2 separate regions of the Homo sapiens genome follow, and region 2 is linked to region 1. The links are chromatin loops, found by intact Hi-C in ENCODE. Cell type or tissue: mammary epithelial cell. All regions are shown on one strand. Each heading gives the region's core, and the rest is flanking DNA. Links, peaks and the distances in the headings are about the cores only. Region 1 overlaps ZFAND6 (zinc finger AN1-type containing 6). Region 2 overlaps CTXND1 (cortexin domain containing 1).

The links. A loop is a pair of places that touch in the nucleus more often than their neighbours do. Peaks named below come from ENCODE experiments on the same cell type or tissue, not always from the same donor. Only the 100,000 strongest peaks of a DNase experiment are listed, where the experiment ranks them.
Region 2: a loop joins it to region 1, with 13 times the contacts of the local background. A loop is called at or near these places in 1 of 110 quality-filtered maps.

What each region holds. Positions count from the first base shown.
Region 1 is chr15:80,070,726-80,075,123 of GRCh38, forward strand. The region is part of intron 1 of ZFAND6 (zinc finger AN1-type containing 6); the gene reads left to right. Among named protein-coding and RNA genes, the nearest start is that of ZFAND6, 13 kb to the left of the region's middle. In mammary epithelial cell, for the core only: no CTCF peak of the experiment used is centred there; a DNase peak (open chromatin) is centred at 1,786; H3K4me3 peaks cover 918 bases; H3K27ac peaks cover 2,013 bases.
Region 2 is chr15:80,200,562-80,204,959 of GRCh38, forward strand. It overlaps CTXND1 (cortexin domain containing 1), which reads right to left. Exons shown (of 3, transcript NM_001352888.2): 2 at 3,028-3,179; 3 at 1-1,453. The coding sequence starts at 1,388. The coding sequence ends at 1,209. Among named protein-coding and RNA genes, the nearest start is that of CTXND1, 49 kb to the right of the region's middle. In mammary epithelial cell, for the core only: no CTCF peak of the experiment used is centred there; a DNase peak (open chromatin) is centred at 2,350.

The DNA.
Region 1 (4,398 bases), core at 128-4,127:
AAAGGTTTATTTGGTTTCCATAACTATTTACTAATTTTATGCTTGCCAGATTTTAAGATTAAACTGTTTGCCATCTCTTTTTTTTTTCTTCCCGTAAAACCTTTGGCCATCTACAGTCACTTTTCCTCAAATCTTATGCTGTAATTCAAACTGTATATTCTTTTTGCTGATTGCTTCTGTACCTCCTCTGCTTCCAGTGTTCTTTTGCAAGAGTGTCCACACAGTGGGAAGAAAACCTGAACTTGACTCATGAAGTGCTGGGCATTCAAAACAGTGAATCCTTGCAAAGGATCTTGGGAGTAGACCCCTGTGAATTGGCTCTTTCAATTTGTCCACTTAAAGGGCATAATAGATTATGCAGCTGTTTGGGCTTCAGCAGGGTATTGCTCCATATTCATGCCTAGTTGCAATTATGTGAATTTTCAGTTTGTTACAAAGACTTCCCTTTGTATTCAAAACAATTTTGTTGGCTTTGTGTTCTAATATTTGAGTTTTCTCTGAGGAAAAATAGTTGCAAGATTTTGAACTTTGAAAACTTCAAATTAAAATGTTTAAAGGTTTTGTCACTTTTTATTTTCTGATGCAAACCATACATTGAAAGCATATTTTAAGAAGAAGTCACTCTAATAAGCTTTAATTTCGAGTTTATGAATCACAGGATTTTTGGTAGAGGTAAAAACTATACTTACACCGTAAATTAGACATTAAATGCCATTTAATCAGTCAGATAATGATTAATGTTAGAGTAATGTTTGATGGGCCAAGCTGCTAAAACATAAGCAGTTCTAATTAAAATATATAAACTTATCACGTAAAAATAGCAAACTTAGTAATGTATAAAGTGACAGTAGGTCTTTTTTGCTTAAAAATCAGAGTTCCTGTGTAGTGTCTCTTTATGATCTCTGTAGTAAAAATATTATTTAACGTAGCTTAGTGAGAAGTTTAAGAGGAGTATACCTTTTACTTTAGGGTGCCCATGCCACTTTGAAGTTATGGAGTGCAAAGTAGTTTCCACACATTAAAAAAAAAAAAAAGATGAAAAAGACTTAAACTTTTCTAAATTTTATACCTGAACATGTCATTAGAACATGTGCCTTTTGCTTTTAGATATCTGTTTGCCAATGGTTAAGCATTAACCTTGGCAAAATACTCACATGTCAGATCTGTTAAATGTAATAGTATTTCTGCCCAGTATTTTCTTCAGTTTTAAGTAGAAATATCAACCTTTGATGTCACTGAAATTTCTACTCTGTTGTGATACTGAGAACATAAATGTCAGTGAGTTTGATAGCTTAGAAGTGAATCTTTTGCATTCAGTATTTTAGTGCTGTATATTTTCACTTAAGTTATAGTTTTCTCTTTAAGTCTTAGAAAAAAACATTGGTTTGTTCCTCTTAGCAACATATTGTAATGGATTTTCTGTTGCCGTTTTACAATTTTCAGGTAAAATGTGAACTCTATTAAAAATAATCTGTCTTTAAAGCATAACTTCACCTTCATTGCTCCATAAAAATAAATGATTTAGATTAAAAGCATTGTATTTTAAACAATTGGTCACAGCTGCTTCTGTGAGATTTTCATTTTTGTTACTTAGTTTATTTTTCACCTAGACAAGGGTAAGCAAACAGTATATGATGGGAAAACTGAAACCTTATGTACTGTTTCTTTAAGAAACCAGCTTATCCAGGAGGTTTTAGTGTGTCTAACCTAACCTGCTAGCAAGGAAAAGTTCTTTAAAATAATGGATATTAGCCGTATCCAATCACAATTATCAGTTTCACTAACAGGGAGGAGATTTTACTCTTCAGCCACTAGAATTGGAGAAGGTGGAGCTTGGTATTCAGGTTTGGTTGCTTTGGAGTACAGCTTCAAGTGAAGTTAATCTGAGGTGAAGCAAACAGAAAATTGTGGAGGTTTTGTTGGTAGGATTTTTGTTCTAATCTTTTTATGATCCTTTATTTTATAATTTTGCTCCTTTATGATTCTGTGTGTGCTAGGTTTTGTCACTGTTTTTATTTTCTGATGCAAACTGAACACTAAAATTAAGCAGGGAAGCAGAACAAAAGGGCTCTTTGGACAGGAAATAGGTGTTCAGAGAATCAAACTTGACTTTCTCCTATCATTATTTTTAGTTCAGAATATGAGTGTCATTAAAACATCTTAGACTCAAAATCATCTCCAATAACAGGATTTTTTTTTGAATTGGTTGTTTGAACAGTCAGTTGTCAGTTTTTATAAATGACATCTTGAGGAGGTTCATTTGATATGTCATTTTCCTTAAACTTAAAATGTTAAGTTGCTGAAAGATAAATGTGATAGGCTTAAATACGTCTTTTTTAGTAAATTGAAATGCCAACTGTTTAATTTTTTTAACCCCAGCACAGCACCCCTTTTAATTTCAGTATATTTTAATTTAACAATATGTTGACATTTTTAATATGCTTATAATTTTTAATATGCTCATAATTAAAAAGGCCATTGATGAACAAAGTGAAACTGCTTTCTTCTTACTTCATTCAAACTCTTCATTTCTTTCAAAGGTGGAGATAAGTAATTAACATTTCGAAACAGGAAATGAAAGGATTTATATTTTTAAAAGCTATAGGTAGGCTACTACAACTTTTTTTTAAAGTATCTGATTCTATTTACATTTCTTATTTATGACGTAATTGTAGTGTATTTCAGTACAAGAATATTTTTTAGAGACTGTTTTCTTTATATTGTTGCTCTTTGTTCTCATAGAAATTAAGGTATAAATTGCAATAATCATTGCAATAATCAGACCAAAAGCCAGCTAAGCATTTTCAGCCATTGTATTTGCTATGCTACTTGTTCCGGATCATGCAAAGGTTTTTAAATTAATGCTTTTCTGCTATATCTGTTGTTTAAACAATAGTGTAATAATAATGAAATCAAGAAAAGTTACCTATCTACCCACCAGCAGATCATTGTTTGGTCATCTCATTTTTTTCCTGTTCCCTTCTCTGTCTTATATTCTTGCAGTTTTCCAATAATTATGAATCTGTGCAGTTTTATGTTTTCACTTAACTATCTGTTGAAATTGTTTTCATTTCAGTAACTATGTAATTCTCTTAAATTGATGTGACCTGAATTAACCTAGTTTTTTGAATTGTCTACTTTTAGGTTCTAATTTTTCGTCATTTTTAATAGTATTGCGTTGAACACACCTGTGTGTAGCTGTAAAATATTTTCCTTTTTAAAAAAGATTTCTTTTGGAAAAATCCTGGAGTGGCTTTACCTAGATCAAAGGATAATGAACACTTCACTGGCCAAATTGTTTTTCTAAAAAGTTATACCAGTTTATATCGACACCAGCAGAATATGCTTCAAAGTTTTTCTGATGTGTAGCCCCTTAAATGTTCTGTTAAAGTGTGCCTATGGAGCTCTCTGACTTGTTGATTAGTTTTTGCCTAAAAGCCTATTTTCAACACCACTTTCCAAGATGTAGATGGATATAAAGCAATTTTTCTGGATATTAAAATCAGCTGAGGGAAATTGGAAACACTTTTACCCACTTAACTGAGCAATTGTATCTATGCTAGATATTTTATATACTTAGTGTATGTGTTGCTATTAGTAAGTATGGGGCTTAATGTTTTACACTGGCTTTGTTATTCAGGCTGGCTTTTCTTTTTCTTCTGGTAAGCACATACCAGAAGAAATATTTTCTTTCAAGAAAATATATCAGAAACATTTTTAGGAGGAGACTGGAGTAGTGCCAGTTAACATTAGGAGACTGGAGTAGTGCCAGTTAACTTTACCTGTCTCAAAAACATGTATGAATAACCTTTGTCATTATTTGTGCGTTTCTTAATTTTGAGTTTTTAAAAATACACTTTGGAAACAGATAACTTTTATGAATAATTACAGGCTTTGAAATGGTATATCAGCATCTTTCCAGTATTTTATAGGTTTCAGTTAAAGGTAAGAACTTAACTTTACACACATATAGTGGTGCTAGACATATGTTGTTTCTGTTTGTCTTTAAGAGCATGCTTTGTTGGCATTGACCACAAATTATGTATACTTTTACTAGCTTGTCTGTTAAATGAAATAGGCATAACTGGCTTATAAACTAGTTGAGTAACGTTCTAGAATAAACTTAAGTTGTGTTAAAATCAAAGACAATTCTAAGACAATCATATTTTTTCTTACAAATGGGGAGTAATGATAAGCCATAGGCTGGGCTATAACTCATTGATGGAACCAGTAGTTGAGCATGTATGGTATGGAGTTAGTCTAGCTCATTTTGCAATTTAAATAATTTAACTTACTTTGTGTCAACTTTTATTTCAATTAACTGATAATTTAGTATCTCTGACTTTCAGAGCTGATGCTGGTATGTTTGTCATTGTGTTTGTTTCAGAGGGAAGTTTT
Region 2 (4,398 bases), core at 227-4,226, 130 kb after region 1:
TCCGACTATAGCACATTCATAGTATATTCACTCCCCTTTCTGTCCTTTCGTTCACATGAGGTATATGCAAAAAATAAAATTTTAAAAATGACAAGGCTTTTCCTATCTTACAATGAGGAAACTGAGGCGCTGGGAGGTGAAGTGACTTGCTCAAGGTCGCATTGTAACCTGACTGGTAAATGCGAGACTAGAACCCAGGTCTCCCCATTCAATATTCATCTCATGGACTGTGCACCCCCAAAAAGGGTACCGGGCGAAATCATTTTGTGTGAGGAAAAAATAGTGGAAAATAATTAAATATGCAACCAAAGGAGATGATTTTTTAACCATGACCTACCCAACCGATGGGATGCCCTTCGGTCACTAAAACTGGCAGCTAAGAAGAGTGTTTGATGTAATGGGGAAGTATTCCTGCTATCATATGAGGCGATACAACATCATGCACAGAGTATGAATTTGACTAAAAAATACAAGTAAAAAGGCTGGAAGAAAATATATCAAAATGGTGGTTTCCGGGAGGTGGGATTATAAGTGTTATTTCCTCCCCCTTTCTTTCTATTTATCTGCATTTTCCCAAGTTTCTAAAATGTACATTTTATTTATAACAGGAAAAATATATCCCTCTATATTTTAGTTTAAAAAAATACTGCTTGGAAGCAGCCCATATCCTGTGCGTTTTGTGAATTTTCAGGTGAGACTCCCTCAACCCGCTTTCCCCCCTCACTGCCACACCACTGCTAGTCCATGGGGAGGGGGCTGGGGTTCAGGTGGGACCTCTTGGTTGGGAGCCTCCATTGCTACTTTGCATTTAAAGGACCGAGAGTCTCCTCAAGACAAGACCACTGTTATGTGATGGATGGGGGGTGTCTGTTGCTGGATCCAGTTCCAAAAGGTGCCCAGGAACCTGGGAAGGTGACTACCCTATCATCTCACAGGGACTCCCCACACTGGAACCCCAGCCTCCTGGGTCCTGGTCCAGGGCTCTTTTCCCCTGGCTGGTCCATGGTTGCGACACCCACGGCACCCGGGCATTCCACGCTGGTGCTCGAGGGAGGGCTGAGAGGGCTAAGCTGCACCTTCTGTTTCCCTGGGTGGCCAGATTCATTCCTTGCCTCTGTGGGATGGCAGGCTGGCAGGGAACACACGGATGCATCCTGGGGCACAGCCACCCACAGAGCGCCAGGTCCAGTCCCCACAGCCGCTGTGCCTCAGTCGTCCAGGTGCTGCTCCTCCCAGGTGGATGTGGGGATGGCGCTGTAAGGGTCCATGATGACCTTGGCACAGCGGATGATCATCACGACAAGGAAGAGGCAGAGGAAGACGAAGCAGGCCAAGGTCAGCCCTTTGTCTACGTCGACATAGACGGGCTCGGGCGTGGGCTCCTCCATCTCGCGGCAGCGACTGCGGGCTGCTCCTCCTCCGCCTCGGGTTTGACTGGTACCATTTTCCACCCCTGCAGAGACAGCCACAGCAGTGGGGAAGGAGGGGCATGGTCAGGTGCCTGGGGTGATTGCAGGGCACCAACCTCTGCTCCCTCTTATCTGCTACCCCTGCACCGAGAGCTTGCTGCTCAGACCACCCTGCAGGAGGGTAGGAGGGGATGGGTACACATGGACCCACATGGTCACAGCCCGAAACCTTGTAGGTAAACCAGAGTCTCTAGCAGGGTGCAGCCAGTGCCTCCCCAGACTGGGGCAGGGGAGGTGACAGATGAGTCCCAGCAGGCATGGGACTAGGGTGGGGCTGAGGGTTGGGTGGGGATAGAGGCCCTGCAGCTGCCTCCACTCCATGAAACCCTTTAGAAAGGCAGTTAGGATAATGCTTTCCATTTAGCCAAGCCACTATCTGAGGGTGATCTGAAAGCATTCCAAAAATTGGGTAATTATTATATTTATACATGTATTTTACAGACAGGGTCTCACTCTGTTGCTCAGGCTGGAGTGCAGTGGTAAAATCATAGCTTACTGCAGCCTCCAACTCCTGGCTCAAGCAATCCTCTTGCCTTGGCCTCCCAAAGCATCAGGATTACAGGCGTGACCACTGTGCCTGGTCTATCATGTTTTGAAAGCATAAGAACCTAGATTTCAAATGAAACCTATTGTGGAAAACCACAGAGGAATAGACTGAGGAGGGGCTGCTGTCATGGAAGAGAGTGAGAGGCTTGGAGGGTCTATATCCCCTTCCCTGCTGCAGGTCCTCACAGGGACTCTCTAGAGACTCCTGCTGACGCCAGCACATGGCCTGAAAACTGTAAGTGTTATGGGAAGAACAGTTTTGGCAGTCACGTGGAAGAGTCCCAGCTCTGCCACCACCCTGCAGGGCAGGTCTGGACAGCTCTCAATTATTGTTAGGACTCCAGCGGTAGTGCCTACACTGACACATCACTCATTCATCTTGGGATGATTTGCAACTTCTCTGGGTCCTAATTTCCTCCCTGCTGAGGAAAGGTGGCCATACCTGCTTCACAGGGATGTGACGACCAAATGCACAGTCCCTGGCTCCAGTGGATGGTCAGTACATACTTTGAGTGAACTGGGAGCTCGAGGAGCTGGCTAGGAGCGAGCAGGCAGCTCCCCAAGTTCAGCTGCCAGGGACAGCTTTAGGAGGAGGGCCGGCTGCTGCTCCCTCTCCCCATACATAGCATTCGTCCCTATCCTCATCCCTGAACTTGTGGAGTGCTTGAACTGTACTCTGTGCTTCGTGTTCTGTCTGTTATTTAAAGCTCATGATACCCCTGGAAGCAAGTTACCCAGGCATCAATAGGCCCATTTTATAAATGTGGAAACTGAGGCACTGAGCAGGGAAATGACGTATCCAAGGTCCCACATCCCACACCCGAGGTCCCTACATGTCTCTGCCTCCTGTAGTGGGGCTCCATCTTCCCCACCCACTCTGGAGCTTCAGGAAGATACCTGTGTGTGCAAGCTTGGAGCCCGCTGGCTGGGGAATATCTGTAACCACAGTCAACCACGCCTTCCCCTCTCTTAGACCTTGTCTCAGCCCTCATCACTCTCGGGGGACACTGACCTGCTGACTGGAGTGGTCACCACTTCATAAGGACCCTGGCTGTTCCAGGAGGCACGAGGAGCGGTCAGGCATCATGGGGGTCACCCAAGGAGAACAGTGGCCTTTCACTGAGAGCAGGCACTGTGCTGGCTCGTGGGGGCGCTGGAGTGTGACTGTAAGAGAAAGAGACAAAGAAGACTAGTTATTTCCTGAGATGCCCAGCCCCAGATTTGATGTGGACTCGCCTGGGTAGCTCCTCCCTGGCATGGGGGTGGGAGCTGCCACACTCTGTTACTTGATGTTGATTTCTTCTCTCTTTTTAAAATATAACAACTTTCAAGTCTGTAATCCCAGCACTTTGGGAGGCTGAGGTGGGAGGATTGCTTGAGCTCAGGAGTTCGAGACCAGCATGGTGAAATCCTGTCTCTACAAAAAGTACAAAAAGTTTAGCCGGGCGTGGTGGTGCATGCCTGTAATCCCAGCTACTCAGGAGGCTGAGGCAAGAGAGTCACTTGAACCCAGGAGGCGGAGGTTGCGCCGCTGCACTCCAGCCTGGGCGACAGAGCAAGACTGTGTCTCAAAAAAAAAAAAAAAAAAAAAAAATATATATATATATATATATATATATATATACACAAACACATACACACATGCACACACACATATATATTTATAAACTTAAAAAAATGTGACCACATACACATAATATAAAATCTACCATCTTGACCATTTTAAAGTGTACAGTGGCATTTATGTGTACTGTTCAGTGGCATTAAGTACATCCACACTGTGGTGCAGCCATTGCTGCCATCCATCTCCAGAACTCTTCATCTTGCAAAACAAACTGTGCGCTCATTAGACCATAACTCCCCATTCCCCTTCCCCCAGCCCGGGGCGGCCACCATTCTACTTTATGTCTCTATGAATCTGACTGCTCTACATACTTCATATAAGTGGAATTGTACAGTATTTGTCTTTTTGTGACTGGCTTATTTCATTACGCATAATGTCCTCCAGCTTCATCCATATTGTAGCATGTCAGAATTTCATTTTTTTTAAGGTCCGAATAATATTCCATTGTATATATATATATATATATATATATACCACATTTTGTTTATCCATTTTTTCATCAATGGACACTCAGGTTGTTTTCACCTTTTGGCTGTGTAAATAGTGCTGCTATGAATGTGGGTGTACAAATCTCTCCTTGAGACTCTGCTTTCAATGCTTTGGGGTATATAAGCAGAAGTGGCATTGCTGGATCATATGGTAATCATGTTTTTAACTTTTTGAGGATTAAATTGAACATTTTGCGTAATTAATAGTTGTACACTTTTCAAAACTCAAAAAGCACAAAAAGAAAACAGTCAAAGCAGTGTTTTTACTACC